Regions from separate parts of the Mus musculus genome. Here region 2 is linked to region 1. Evidence: chromatin loops called from intact Hi-C (ENCODE). Cell type or tissue: left cerebral cortex. All regions are shown on one strand.

Region 1 (8,000 bases):
AAAGCAGACACTGGCTTTGGCAAAATTCGGACTGGGTTTTGAAACACCGATGAGTTTTGAAAAGGTGCAGATTTCCAGCACCTAGATAATGAAAAGCCCAACCAGACATTCTGAGATCCTGTAGGCTGCAAAGGTGATGGGAGAGGAGGATCCACTGTGGGAAACAGTCTGAATGTCTGGCACTCTGAGATGGACACAGCCAGAGCAAACCAGCCATCTTAAAAACAAAGATGTGATTTCTAACCCTGTACTCATCCCTACCTATTTAAAGAAGTATAGATAGATAGATAGATAGATAGATAGATAGATAGAGATAGAGATATATAAAATTGTATCTTTGCTTTCTTTTCCTTTGTTTAGTTTTGTTTTATTTGAGACAGGATCTCACTAACCTTGGTTGGCCTAGCACTCAAAATTTACATAAAAATTAACCTTGGCTGGTCTAAAACTTGGGCCAGGCTTCCAGTGTCTGACTCCAGTGTTGGGTTCACAGGTCATGCACAACTACATTCAACTCGTACGTCTTTTGTTTGTTTGTTTTTTGTTTTGTTTTGTTTTTCATGACAGGGTTTCTCTGTGTAGCCCTGGCTGTCCTGGAACTCACTTTGTAGACCAGGCTGGCCTCAAACTCAGAAATCCGCCTGCCTGTGCCTCCCAAGTGCTGGGATTAAAGGCGTGCGCCACCACACCCGGCTTCAACTCGTATGTCTTAATTTGAATTTTGATTACAGAAAAATTTAAGCATTAACAAAATTAAAAACACAGTATGGGCTGGAGATGAAGCAACATGTCTGATATTTATGTATCATTAAAGATAAGGGTTCTTTAAACCATAAGCTCATTTCCAATGTAAAATCTGTTTATAACTCATTAGTATAACTAAATACCCAGCGAGTTTTCAGCTTTCTTTGTTCATCTCAGAGCGGTTTTAAGAGCTTGTTTGTATCCTCAGTGCATCTAGGCACACAGCGTGTAGACGCACCGTTGCTCTGAGCAAATAATTCATACAAGGGATTGAAGGATGCCTTTATAACCTGTTTGCAGACATGATGTCTGGGTAAAAAAATGTCTGGGCTAAGTAATTTCTTGTGTTTATATACCTGATACATCCACGTTATAGCATATATCATAATAATAATAATAAAGCATGAACCATGTAATTACCCATAAGGCTTGTTTACGGTTTCTTACTGGCTGTCCTATGTTCTCAAGATTAATAACAATTTTTTATGATTTTTAATTATGTGTATATGTGTGGGGGTGTGGGTATGTGCGTGTGAGTCCAGTGCTCACAGAGGCCAGAGGAAGAAGCTGGATCCCTTGAAACTGGACTGTCTACAAAAACAGATCAGAACTTGCCTTTGTGGCAAAGTTGACATTCTAGATGTTGGTGACATTTTGCCAACCAACGGTCATATTTCCCACACTGTGAAAATGTGTAGGTTTTGGTTAGTCCCTCAAGGCTGTGGCTAGGTTGTTATATTCGGAGATCTGGGAAGAATAAAACCATGCCTCGTCCTAGTACACAAATGTGCACACAAATGATTGGTGACTGTGGACCAACCACAAACGCATGCTAAACAAGACAGATTGTAGTGACAATAACAACAGAGGGTTCCGAGGCCGGGATGGAAGCTCATTTGGAAAAGTGCCTGTCCTGCAGGCATGAGCACACGAGTGTGATCCTCAGCACCCATGTAAGCTGCTGCGTAGGCGTGTACTTGCAGTCACAGTGCTGGAGAGGCCGAGACAGGAGGCTCCCCAGAGCACATTAGCCAACCAGCTTTGCCTAAAACTGGCAAGCCCTGGGTCCTAGTGAGAGACTATCTATCAAAAACAAGAGGGACAGCTCTTGAGGAACAGCACTCAGGGTCAATCTCTGGCCTACACACACACGCACACGCACACGTACACGCACACCTGAGTAGCCATAGTCAATGAAGGAGAAAAATCTCTAATTAATATCCTTTGAACTGCTATTTAATTTTGAAGTGAATTTATTCATTTCTTCACAAAGGTGCCTTTCTGTATGCTGGGCACTAGACTCGGTGTTGATATGAAAGCAGGTTTACTTCCCGTCCTTGTAGAGTTACATTCCAGGGGTCAAGACCAATAATGAGTCACAAATAAGCAACCCCTACACAGGTCAAATCACCATAGTCTGCCATTGGCGCTATGAAGGAAATGAACAAGGGCTGTGGTGGAAGAAACGGAGAGACCTCACTCCATCTCTGGTATAGGCATCCTTCCTGAAGGAGATGCCATCCGAGTAGAGACTTAAGAGATGAGATGAAATGACCCATGAACAAAGATGGAGGACCAGCCTTCCAGACGGAGAGCTTGAGGAGCCTACAGGCCTGCTAAAGCTGATAGGTGGTGCATGCCAGATGTACAGGAGACCTGCACTCAGAGAGGACCTGGGGCCCACTAGGTTTCTTGCCAAGGAAGAAGCTGCTCTGTGGGGAGGTTGAGCAGGAGTCCTTTGATGCCAACTAGTGTATGGTCTTTCACAGGTTGAAGAAGTCTTCCCCTCAGGCGGCTGGTACCCGCTTCTATATGGAGAGGCTATCCATTCCTCCTGAGCCTGTGGCTGGAACCACAGAAAATGCAGCTAAGCCCCCAGAATCCCATCCAGAAGGGAAGGATCCCTCTAAAACCAACTCGAAAGCACGTATCTCCAGGATGTAGTTTGGATATAGAAGCACACTTTCAAAATATATCTAAAGTACATTTAAGTTGCTGGAGTTCCTTTCAGAAGTTATTAAGAAAATATGGCTTCTCACAACAAATCTAGGAACACTTGGCTGGACTTGGCCTGCTTCCCTGTCTACCAAGTGGTCAGACACAAGCATGAAGGCAAGATCCAGCCAGAGAGAAGGAAGCTGCCAGGTTAATAATTGATGGCTGAGGCCTTCTGGTTGTGTTATTTACTAACAGAGGTCAAGGAATCACACTGGCATGGAGACTTTTTCTTTGTTAATGTTAGAGATGAATCAGGCCTTGGCTTGGACAGAGAGCAAAGGCTACCGGGCCAGGGCGACTCCTTACTTATAAATGTTGAAGGGGGCTGCCCCAGCAGGCCACTCTTTCCCTTGGATTTTACATTATAGACCAATTAAAATAGACAGAATTTTCTAAAGATGCCTAAGTCATCCTTTGTTTTGATTTTATCTTCATTGTGTCAGTTTTAAATTGTGTCGACTTAACAGGCAGAATCAGCTTGGGACTTGTAAAGTGCACCCCAGGTCTTTCTGCCATCATTTCTGTTCCTACCATGGTGGGAGGGGCTGATGGTACAGATTGGGAGGGTGAAGCTGGGATTGCCAATCAGTTCTGCTAGCCACTGCAAGCGTCTTTCTCCTGCTCTTCCACACATCCTCCCGCCCGCCTATAAGCTTCTGCAATATTCCTTTCCAGTATTGCTGGGGTAAGGGACAAAGGGCTCCATAGTCACACTCTGACCTCAAGGCTTTTGTCAGGTTCTTTCAGAAGCTCTGTATCACTATACAGAAGGGTGGGGTTTCCAAGATGCCAAAGGTGAATTATCTATTTGCTTTTGCTTCTCTGTCTTAGCCACCTCTTGGCAGGCCCTGAGGAGCTGCTGTCTTAGAGCCTTTTGATCACAGAGAAGCCATAGCAACTCCCTGCTCTCACCTTTCCTTTTTATTCCAGCGGTGCAGGGCCCTCTGCACTCTTCATTTCTTCAGCAACTACTCTTAGCAAAAGAATGCTGGCCTTTCTACCCCAATAATCAAGAGCTACCTAAACTACTCCTCAGAGAAACATCTTCATCATCATCATTGCCACTACCACCACCACCATCATCATCATCTTCTTCTCCTGCCTAGAGCTCCTTCAAAATGTATATTCTAACTGGGGATGTAGCTCAGTTGTCAGAGCAGTTGCCTAGCATACAAGATGCCCCAGATTCCATTCTCAGCACCAAATAAAGTATAGTGGAACATATTAGTAATTCCAGCTCTCAGGAGGTAGAGCCAAGAGGATCTAAAGTTCAAGGTTACCTTGAGCTACAAGGCAAGGATATAAGAAAAGCCAGAAAACAATGCAGGCTCTCAGGCCCCATCTAGACCTACTGAACCAGACTCTGGAGGTGGGCTTAGGGCCTGTTACTGAATATCACCTCCCCAAATGATCCTGGTGCTTGCCAAGAACTAAGACAAGCTTCACTAGGTGGCAGCTAGTTTTATACGTGTATGTGTGATTCCTGAAAAAGAGCCCAGACATTCTGAAATTCTCAAACAGATCTTGAATATAGAAACTATAATAGCTACAAACTAGTGCAAATTGCTAGCATGGTGCTAGCCTACCCTGATGATGAAACAAGCAGCTGCCTGTGCAAGCCCAATGCACGATGTTCTTGCTGGTTTTCTTTGACTCATTGACTGTGTGGGAAACTGCTGAATCCACAGCACACTGTGGCCACTAGCCTGGCCAGACAACAATATTATTCATAAAACCAAATGGTGGAAATAATCCATATCTATCAACAGAGAAATGAATATGCAAAACTGTGGCATAGACATACAGTGGAATATTACCCAGCCATAAAGGACTCATCTTATTCCAAGAACCTAACCCACAGGATGCCTGAGGGCTTGGGTATGCCTCTGTATTTTCACAACAGCCATCACAGAGCCAAACACACAACAGAGGCTTCTAGACTTTTACTCAAAGATTGGCTCACATGGTCTAGACTCAGAAGAGTGGTCACCATGCCTAAATGGGAGCTTCTTACAACGCAGCGTTTTTGACACTGCAGTTTGGAGATGAACCTTGAACTCTGCATGTCCAACACCCCCCACCCTCCGCCCCCGAAGTGCTGATGTGGCTGGGCTGGGCCCCACATTTGTCAACCACTGTGCTAAAGCGTTATTTCTCAACCTTTGCCACACAGAGGAATCTCTGTGAGCTTCCAATCCTGCCTGGCCCTGCCTATGAGGTTTTGCTTAACTGGTCTTGAGCTGCCCCAGAGATCCTAATATTTAGCTGAAGTTGAGAAGAGCTGGTGGAGGCCCTCGTCTGATCAAAGGCCCTTGTCTGATTGGAGCCAGGGCTGTGTTTTTCTCTTGGGTCAAGGCAAGGTTGCTGTTTTGTTTTATAGCAACAACTAAAAAGAAATTTTGAGAGAAGGTCTCATATAGCCCAGGCTAGCCTCAAACTCCCATGTAGTTTAAGAATGACCTCGAGGGCTGGAGAGATAGCTCAGCTATTGAGAGCACTGGCTGCTCTTCCAGAGGACTCATGTTCAATTCCCAGCACCCCCATGGCAGCTCACTGCTGTCTGTAATTCCAACTCTAGAGAATCCAACACTCCCATGCAGGCAAAACACCAATGCACTAAAGATAAATAAAGTTTAAACAATGACCTTGAGTTTCTGGATTCAGAGTCCATGGTGCTCAAAGTCACATAGAATCCACTGATTTTGAACTTCTGATGATCCTACTTGTGCCTCTGGAGTGCTGGATTATAGACATGTAAAACTACCTTAGGTTTTATGTGGTTCTGGGGACTGAACCCAGGACTTCATGCATGCCAGGCAAGCATTCCCCAAACAGTCAATGGTTTCTACCCATTCTCCCTCCTTCCAGCCCCTGGTGACCACAAATCCACTTTCCCTCTATATGGAGTTGCCTATTCTGTATTTAATGTAGAGTCAGTCACATGGTATCCGGTCCCAGAGGGGCTTCATTTATCATCATGTTTCCAAGGCTTGTCCCTTGAGCATGCGTTCAGTCCACTCCTTTTTACAGCTGAGAACCATGTCACTCTGTTTATATGCTACAATTTGCTTATCCATTCATAAGGTTGATCTTGTTATAATTTAAGTATTTGACTCTAGGTAAGTTGCTTTTGTCCTTTCATGTGAAGTAGTTGCTGGCTAAAAGGAGACAAGCTGTGACTGGACCCGGGGAGCAGTTAGTAGGAAAAGGCTGGGGGGTCAAGAAGGCTATCACTCATAGCAAGCTCCCGGGTAGAAAGAGAAAACCTGAAATATCAGGAGCTACAAAGGATAGAACAGTGTTCCTGGCAAGGAAAGGAGACCCGTGGGAGAGCAAACACTGTGGGCGGAGGCAGCCTCCCTGGCTGGCTGCTTCCCTGGCAGAGACACTTGTAAATGTCACAGGTGCTTCTCCTCAGGGGTGCAGCTGCCTGCCTGCTGACAGAAGCACTCGCTCTGCCTCTCCCTCTTCCTCCCCCTTCTCAGGGGCTCATCTGTTATATACCAGAGGCTGGGAGGGGGCTATAGCTTGGCTGGCATTTGCGTAGGAGTTCCAGGAAAATCAGACTATCTAAATTGAATGTCGCTCTGGACTGGTGACTAGTTGTGGACTTTCCATGTCTGTGCACTGGGTGAGAATCTCCCCTTTGCTCTGGTCCGGCTTTGCTCTGCTCTGAATGCAACAAGAACCGTCTGCCTACTCCCTTCTGCATCTTCCCCTGCTGTTCAGACCTTGGCCGCTCACTCTGCTCAAGCCCCTGTCCACAGACCACTGAATTCAAATGCTCTTTCTTCTGCCGTCATTTTCCTCACAGGCTTCACCCTTGCCGTGCTCTGTCTTACCGCCCCTGCTCCTTTTCTGTCTCTTCCTGTTTTATGTCATAAGACAAGATGTCACTGTGTGGTCCAGCTTGGCCCTAAACTCTTCATCCCCTGCCTCTGCCTCCCAAGTGCTGAGATCACAGGCATGCGTCATTCTCAGCAGCCACGCAGCTCCAGCTGTTTCTAAAACTTCTCACTGTTTTCAGGACATGGCGTTGTCTGAGTTGTCACCTCAGATCTCTAGTTTCTCTGAATCTCTGTGAGGTGGCCTGCCTCTTGATTTTGGTTATGAATCTCGCCTTTAGTGGCTGAGCCATCTCTTCAGCCCCAGGCTGCCTGTCTCTTAATGTGAGCTCCCTGGCTTTTCTTCTTATGCTCACCTCTGGGTTGATCTAGACCCTTCTTATACCATGTTACTCCCAGGGATCAAATTCAGGCTGAGCCATCTTGCTGCAATATCTGTTTTCATGTCTACTTCTCTTTAACTATCAATCCACTTTGGGCAAGGCTCTGGCTCTGCCCTCCTATATGCCACCAAATGGTCAGCCCCACCCCCCCCACCCCGGAAATTGGTATCAACTGGGGGAAGGATAAATGAGTCAGTGAACATGCAAGTATCCAAATACTCCCTCTGAAGTACAGTTGGATATGAAAATGAAGAAGCTAACAAGCTGGCACGGGGTGTTGGATTCATAAGCATGTTTATATCCTAGGGCGGCCTTCCTGGTACTGTAGGAGGGGACCTTTTGAAAACGCTTCTGGGCTAGGGAGTTGGCTCAGTCAGTATCACGCTTGCCATTCGATCATGAGGACCTGAGTTCAGATCCCTACAGCCAACATAAATGTCAGGCTCACTGATGCCCCAGTCCTGAGTTGGGGCTGACGGGCAGCTCCCTGGAATTTCTTGGCCAGTCGGGCTAGCTGAATCTGTAAGCTCCAAGTTTAGTAAGAGACTCTGTCTCAGATAGATAGATAGATAGATAGATAGATAGATAGATAGATAGATTACATAGATGGATGGATGAATGAATGTATACATACATACATACATACATAGAAAGTGATAGAGAAAAACACCCAGTGTTAATCTCTGACTTACACACTTACATACAAGTAGGTCAACACACACACACACACACACACACACACACACACACACACACACAAAACTCTTCTCTTAGCTGAAGCTGTATCTCATGAAAGAGTACTTGTATAGGATACACAAGGCATTGAGGCCAATTCCTTGCCTAAGAGAAGAGAAGGAAGGGAAGAGGAAGTGAAGGGGAGGGGGAAGGAGCATCTTAGTAACACAGGGGGCAGAAGCTATCCAGGTTCTCCAGCAATGTTGAACGTCAGCTGTAGAGTCCAGCCGAGCCCCAGTACTCTACTGAATGAAGCAACAGGACCCATCAGACACACGCACAGTGTCTACGTGCC
Region 2 (8,000 bases), 73 kb after region 1:
GTTTGTCTTCTGCTATGGCCTTACTCCAGAAAGTCCTTATCACTCACAGTGCCAGTAGACTCTGGCCCAGAGCCTGAAGTGAGTCCAGAAAAGAACAGGACACCAAGCAACCCCAGCCCCTGGAAGGGACTGTATGAAATCTCCTGTTACCCATGGCCAGCCCAGGTGGAAAGGCACATGCACAGGGACAGGCTGTCCTTTACGGATCAGAGCCAGCAGCCCTCTGTCTTACTCCACCACACACTTTGTAGGCTTCACATATTCTTGTCTCCAAATGAACACTTTCCTCTCCTGTTCTGATCCCCTGGCTACTTTCTCTCAATAAGACTCCAACTGCCATCACCTCCCTGTAGGCATCAGGCTGCCTGACCCAGAGCTTGTGGAGTCGCCTGGTACAGGTCTTCAGCTTGCAGAAGAAACCAGCCCTCCACTCCCATAGGTTGCCACATCTCCAGTCAGACAAAAGCTAAGGGTTAGCCTGAGCTCAGCCTGATCCTTTGGGTCTGGTTTCCAGTTGGGATCCTGTTGGCATCTTGGGAACCGGGATGAAGTGGCAAGATGCCAAGTGTCAGCAAAATACAGGGATCTGGAGTGACAAGGGACCATGGAGACGTCTATCACGGCTGGACTGAGAGACAGATCCCAGGCCAGAACATAGGCCTGCCCCATCTCAGACCACCTTAAGCTAGACAGGGAAGGAGTACAAACAGCCATATCGCATATACTTTAATATTTAAAAGTTACATCAACCTAGCAGAAATTTAAAACAAAATGTTTTGTGCTCTCACCTCAGTAAATACACCTTCAGGGTGAGTGCCAGGTCTAGACTGAGAAGTGTCACACACTCCCCAAAGTTCCCAGTCTGAATGTGGCAACTGGGGAGAGTCCTCAACTATGGATGCTTCCTATAGGTGCTCCTCTCTCATTCTGTCTTCACTCCCAGCTCTGTCTTATATGTACACCCACACACAAACAGCTGCCCTGGGTACTCCAGGACCTAGGCCAAACACAGCAGCAAAGCAGTCTGACCTTGACTAAAGAGATGGTCGGAGAGGCCCCCCGAAGGCTGCTAGTGAATCGGGGACTGTCTTGGCAGGAAATTGAGGAGTTTCTAGAATTCCAGGTCCAGCAGGGGTGCACAGTCACTTGGCCCAGGAACATCTCAACCAGGGTGTCAAGGTGGGGCCGTGGGAGGAGCAGAGCAGGCCCTGGGAAGCAAAAAGCCTGACAAGTGCTCCTGTTGCCCAGGTCTAGGGGTGGTACCTTCACAGACCAACTTGGAGACATTGAGGAGAACCAAGAAGCTGGCCCAAGGTACCAGGAGAGGGAACTAAAGACCTTTTTTGAAAGGGAGCTGGAGACAGCTGGTAAGGGATTCTATTCTGTTTTATCTCAAAACCTGACCTCAAAGAAGATAATGATGGTGGTGATGATGGTGATGATGGTGATGGTGATGATGATGATGATGAAAGTCATCATTGTCTTCATCATCATCACCACCACCACCATCATCATCATCATCTTAGTCATTTGTGTCTTTTGCCTTTCTGTATATCAGTGAACTAGGTGCATGCAGTGACTCTCGAGGCCAGAAGAGGGCATCAGATTCCCTAGAACTGGAATCACGGATGGTTGTGAGCTGGGGTGTGACGCTGGAAACTGAATTCAAATTCTCTGGGAAGAACAAGTGCTCTTAACCTTGAGTCTTCTCTCCAGCCCCTCGAAGGAAGACTTTTGTTCTCCTTGAAGATCTGGGACTTCGCAGGCGGTTCTGCCGCTTTCTGTTGTAAAAAAGAACTGGGAAAGGTTGGTCAAAAATAAACTCTGTTGCTAAAAGGCTTCACCATCCGCAAAACACAGCATCCGGTTTTAGAACAAGAGCAGAGTATTTACATCCCTTTCAATAAACACAGGTAAAACAGCCCTGGCCTGTTGTTTTAAATGTTTTAAAAATCCCGACCACATGAAGGGAGAGACGCGGTGGGGGTGGGTGAGAATTACAAAGCAAAGCTATTTAACGGTAAATGGGTGGGACAGACATAGAGGAAAGCAGACAGAAATTCTCGAGCTGGGCATGGTGGCGCACACTTTTGATCCCAGCTCTTGGGAGGCAGAGGCAAGTGGATCTCTGTGAATTCAAAGTCAACTTGGTCTATATAATGAGTTCCAGGACAGCCAGAGCTACATAGAGACCCTGTCTCAAAAAAACAAGACAAAACAAAACAAATCAAAAAACAAAGACAAACAAAACAAAGAAAGAAAGCTCCAAAACGAACATTCTCTTGGGTGCCTTGTGCCTTAAGGATTTTAAGAGTGTGTTTTGTTTTGTTTTGTTTTTTATAACCATTGGCACAACTTAGATACCACCTGTAGACACTTGCCTTGTAAGTCATAAAAACATGTTATGTGAATCTTTCTAGAGCCATCTGGGCACGAACCTCCAGCCCCAGGTGATGGTCACATGACAGCACAAGTGATCAGAACCAGGGATCTGTGTCTCCTGGTTGTTTTTTGTTTTCTTTCTTTCTTTCTTTCTTTCTTTCTTTCTTCCTTCCTTTCTTTCTTTCTTTCTTTCTTTCGTCTCTATATCAATCTATCAACCATGACCAATTTTTATTTTCTTTTTCTCTATTTTATTTACTTATTTATTCCTCAGAACTTTTTGTTTTTGTTAATTTGTTTTCCTCTCTCTCTCTCTCTTTCTCTCGATATGGTTTCACTTTGTATCTCAGACTGGCCAGCAACTCATGTTTCCTCTTTTGTACTACCACATCCAGCTACGTGAAAGTCAAGAACTTCTGAAGTATATTATAAATACTGTTCCTAGCTGGTCCCAGCCCTAGAGCCCAGGGCAGTGTTCATCCCCATATACAGATAGGGAAAGAGAGGACAAGAGGATGGATCTGCTTGCCTGAGGCCTCAGTGCAAGTTAGTTAGTTTTCTCTAGCACCAGGATAAGAACCTGGAAGGCTCAGGTCTGCTCCCTCACCTCAGATTGCTATATGGCCTCTACATGGGCCCTTGGCCTCCCTCCCTGCCTTTGTTGATGTGAGGAGCCAGATCCTCCTGTCCTCTTGTACAGTCTCACATTTTACTATAAACCCTCTAATTCGGCAACCAAAACTGGGCTTTGTTGCTGGCAGTTTTACCATGTGCCAAATATTCTCTGCAGGGTTCGGCAGTCTTGGTGCTATGATTCAGGCAGTGACAGGCAGACCAACAGGGAGAAGGCTTTCTGAAGAGCTCTACGGATGAGGGAAGCTGAGAGGGGACTTGGTTCTGAAAAAACGAAAAAGCAGGAACCACTGGGGTCTCAGCAGCTAAACGCATGGTCTCCAAGTGGGCTGCATTTGGAGACATAGTAATAGCTTTATGTTGAGAGATCAACATCCTTGCAGTGTCTGACAACAATGGCTCGGGCTGAAAGGGAAGAAGAGGAAACCCAAAGGACCAGACCCCACTGTCAGCCAGGGCAGCCTGAAAACAGGTGTATTCCTAAGTGCATAAGGACAAGTAGCTCTCACAAGGGTGGCCTGGAGAGTCCGAGACAAATCCACCCTGGCTGGCTGGGCAGGTGGAAGGTCGGAAGGGCTGGAGTGGATTGAATGAAGGAACCAGCCATGCATCTGTGTCCACAGATAGCTGGCATCTGGTTGTACTTGGCTCTCTGTGTCTGGAGCTAGGCAACAGTTTGGGAGAATGGAGTCTGACTTTAGCCAGACTTTTGATTATTTTTAATTTGAAACAGACATTGAATCAGATTAGCTAAACTCTGACATAGAAACTCACTTATACAGCTGGTTGGAAGAGATCAAAGAGCCGGGGCAAAACTCAATGGTAGAACATCTGCTTTATATGTGCAAGGCCCTGGATCCAAAAAACCAGAGCTGCAAGGAAGCCAGCAACAGCAGGAACACGTCTTATATCCACATCTGAGTCTTTGCTTGCTTGTACCCTGTCCTTGACAAGAATTTACGGCATTGACGTTTGACTTAATTGGGATACCGTGGCTTTCAAATCTGAGACGTGATTTTGGAGGTTGGGGAGATGGTCCAGTGGATAAAGCATATTTTTTTTTCACAAGCTCAAAGACCAAAATTCAGATCCCAGGATCCCATGTAAAAGCAGGGGCATGGGTGATGGTCTCTTGAAATCCCAGCACTTGGTGGCAGAAACAGGGGGTCCACAGGCAAGCTGGTTATTAGCTAGACTAGCCAGAACTGGCAAACTCCAGGTTCAGTGAGGAGTCTGTATCAATAGAGAGAAGAGTGGCCAAGGAAGGTACTAAGATACTCAGGGCCAACCTCTGCCCCCACACCCACATTCCTACACACGCATGTGCACACATCACAGAGAGAGACAGAGACAGACAGAGAGAAAAGTACTTTCATCTCTGCAGCAAGGGGAAGAGAAAGGTCACTGATTTGAGTCAGAAATCCTAGGCTCAGTGTTCAGGTGAGGACAGAGTCCCTCTGTATCTGAGGTCCCTTGTTGGTAAAGCGATACAATTCTCTGCCTCCCTCAGCACGCTGTAGAAACCAACTCCACGCCAGATGGCAGGTCTGAGAACTCTTTGCAAAGATAAAGCAGTTGTGATACCATTTAATGAATGCCTCCCTGCTTGATGCCAAACTCCATTCAAAATGCTTCACGCGTCTTTGTAACAGCGCTGTGGATGGCCATGGGTCGTATCCTCACTTCTAGACAAGGAAACTCAGTCCAGGACCATTCATCCTGGAAAAGCCCTCAGTCAGGTGGCTCTGAGTCTGGCCTCAGAGCTCATATGGTAAACACTGCACACACTCTTCTGAGGATAACTGCATCCACATTTTCTGATGGCAACTCAGTCAGGCTTGTCTATGGTGGGGGAGATACTGTGATGGTATGGATATTGACATGTCAATCAAAGACACATCATTATGGCTTGTATTTGTCTGAAGCTCTTGATGAAGGTTTTTCCTACAGCTTGATGGCTGCCACAGAACAGCAAACTGATGCTGAAAATGGTTAGGAGATTTAGATCAAGGTCACTCAGCCATAAGACTGCATGGGTGTTATCTGAACCCAGGGCCCCCAAACCCACATATCTCTCCTGCCTCCAGGGAAGTTTTCCTTATCTGTAATTCATCTTAGGAGCCAAGTTCAGGCAGATGGGATACTGAGACAAAGTAGCTAATGTGCCCCAACCATTGGGGCAGGGGGTGCTGCATAAAAAGCTATCATTTGACTATGTGTGGTGTAGTGATATATGACTTTAATCTCAATATGCAGGAAGCAACGGCTGACAAATCTCTGTGAGTCTGAGGCTAACTTGGTCTGCATATAAAGTTCAATGTCAGCCAGGGTTACATAGTGAAACCCTGTTTTGTTTTGTTTTGTTTTGTTTTTTCGTTTTGTTTTTTTGGGGTTTTTTTCTTTTGTTTTGTTGAGACAGGGTTTCTCTGTGTAACCCTAACTGTCCTGGAACTGGCTCTGTTGACCCGGTAGCCTCAAACTCACAGAGACTTGCCTGCAACTGCCTTCTGAGTGCTGGGATTAAAACCACTAGGCTTGGTTTTTGTTTGTTTGGTTGGTTTGGTTTGTTTTTATTTTTGCTTTTGCTTTTTTAAAAACAATCCTCCAGAGAGATGACTGTATTGGAGCAACTAAGTCATCCCTGGAGCACGGGTGGTCTTGGAAAGACTGTGTGGACAGGGCTCAGTACTGGTGTCTGCAATGACCTCAGGCAGCACAAGATACCACAGGCATCTGACTCTGCAGTGAGTCCCCAGGCCAGCCTGGTGAATTTGAAATGAATGTGTCCCCTCGATCCATAAACCTCTCATGTGGCTCTTCCCACTAAGGGATGCACCCTGGAGGCAGGTGGCACTTGTGGTTGTACCAAGTGGACCTTGGTCTCTGGTCACTTTGGTATGATTATATGTCCCACACCTCTGCTCTGGGAAGCTAGAGACACGTGTGTCCTTGAAGGGACAAGCCTACCCCATGCACACTATTTAAAAACTAGAGTAGACAAACTAGCAAGTTGCACTGCCTTCCACCAGTCCTTTCCATCCCAGCCCCAAAAAAGCAGGATGATTCCCAAAAGGCTCCTTTAGTTGCCCCAAAGTGGCATCCACCTCCCTCTATCTAAAGATGTCTCTCAGAATAGCCGCAGACAGAAGCCAAAAGCATTTTGAGTAAGTTGGGAGCTCAACTGAGTCACAGTCGGAGCTTTTTTTAGGTCGAGACTCTTCGTCTGAATAAGGCACAAGAGAAGCTGGTGTTTTAAGCCGTTCTGACAAGATGAAAATAGCTCCCTCACCCCCCCCCCCGCCCTCTACCTGCAACACCTGACTTACAGAGGCCACGGGGCTGGTGGCCAAGTACTCGTAATTCAAACTGTGGCTCGAGGAACACTAGCCATCGAGGTTGTTCTGTTAACTTTGGACCAGCCAGCAAGTCTGGGCTCCTGGCCATGGGGCTCTGGCTTAGCCCTACATAGCCTATATGTCTGAGGTGAGATGCATAGGGGTCCAGTCTCCAGCTTTCCAGACACCAGCTGACCCAGCTATGCCACATCTGTAGCCTTGGGGAAACTTTGGTTTGGGGTCATAGGTAAAAGTTCTGCCTTTTGGGAGATGTGAGCCTAATAGAGAGTTATACTAGAAACCCTCTTCTGAGACCAGGCCTGAAAGAGCAACCACCCTGAACAAAAGAGCAAATTAGAGACAAGGGTGACTCTCCCTTTGTTATATTCCACTGAGCTGTGGACCCTGTGACAGCAAGCATGTGTGTGTGCTTCACTGTGCTTCCTGATAGCCATAACAGAGCCCATTGTCTCCCCTGAGGTCTTCCATGGGTGAGTTGCAGACAATTCTGAGCCTCCATGTGGGTGCTGGGAATTAAACCTGGGTCCTCTGGAAGAGCAGTCAGTGCTCTCAACCACTGAACCATCTCTCCAGCCCGCCCCTTTTTTCTTTTATGAAATGAAATGTGACCGCCCTATAAGGGTGATGTTGGACCAGCATCTACTGTAGGTGTAAGCGGCTAGTTGTAATCTTTACAGTCATATGTTGGTAGCAATCAGTAAAGAGGGGGGAATTCTCTCCTGGGCACATTAAAACAGCACTGTGTTTATCTGTGTATAGTATGCACAGAGCCCTGGGTTCAATCCCAGCACTACATAAACTAAGCTGGTGGTGCATGCCTTTCATTCCAGCTCTTAGGAGGTGGAGTCAGTAGGAATTGAGCCAAAACAAAGCAAGTGAGACATCTCAAAAACAAACAAAACCAGGACTGACTGCTACAGAATTCTGTTCAAAGAGCCTCTCATAGTCATTTACATTATAATGAATGACCTGTTAAGTCAATGAAATACAGTATTAGCTGTCATTTGCAGTGTGCTTCACCCCCCAGACAGATACTGGGACCACCAGACAGGTGTTAGCTGAGGATAGGTACTGGGGCAGGTGTTAGTGGAAGACAGGTGTTGGGACAGGTGTTAGCTGAGAGCAGGTGCTGGGACAGGTGTTAGTGGAGGACAAATGCTGGGACAGATGCTGGGATAGGTGTTAGAGCCACTTGGTTGTATTGATGCCTTTCATCAGTGCTATGAGGGCTCTGTTGGGGCTAGAGTTCTTCAGGAGATGTTCTCAGGGCAAGTGGAGTCCAGAGCACAGTTCTTTGGAAGTTCCTTGCCACTGTTGCTGCCTTGGGTGGCATTAATGTGAAGGACTTCGCCCTGTCCTGTGCCTCCATGTGCAGTCCTGGCCTCAGAGTGTTCCTGTCTCCGAGGCCCAGTGCTCTGCAGCAAGCATCTCACCAGGCTGTGTTTGGTCTCACGCTAGTCTAGGATTCAACTGCTTGTCCATTCCTTCATGCCTACCTGTGGGTGCCACAGATCCTACCCACTTCACTTTATCTCTAGGTGAAGGGTCAGGTATACTTTCGTGTCAGGATAAGTTTATGGTAGCCACCCCTTCCCTTTTTTCTTTTCTTTTTTCTTTTTTTTTCCAGAC

Evidence for each region. Hi-C counts contacts between places; a loop is a spot of excess contacts. Peaks named below come from ENCODE experiments on the same cell type or tissue, not always from the same donor. Only the 100,000 strongest peaks of a DNase experiment are listed, where the experiment ranks them.
Region 2: a loop joins it to region 1, with 7 times the contacts of the local background. A loop is called at or near these places in 1 of 42 quality-filtered maps.

The regions. Positions count from the first base shown.
Region 1 is chr9:66,731,640-66,739,639 of GRCm38, reverse strand. The region is part of intron 2 of Car12 (carbonic anhydrase 12); the gene reads right to left. Among named protein-coding and RNA genes, the nearest start is that of Car12, 22 kb to the right of the region's middle. In left cerebral cortex, no CTCF peak of the experiment used is centred here; DNase peaks (open chromatin) are centred at 4,313, 6,126, 6,686 and 7,292; H3K27ac peaks cover 873 bases.
Region 2 is chr9:66,658,381-66,666,380 of GRCm38, reverse strand. No RefSeq gene overlaps it. Among named protein-coding and RNA genes, the nearest start is that of Car12, 51 kb to the left of the region's middle. In left cerebral cortex, CTCF peaks have their summits at 1,588 (motif pointing right) and 4,542; DNase peaks (open chromatin) are centred at 4,553 and 6,134; H3K27ac peaks cover 261 bases.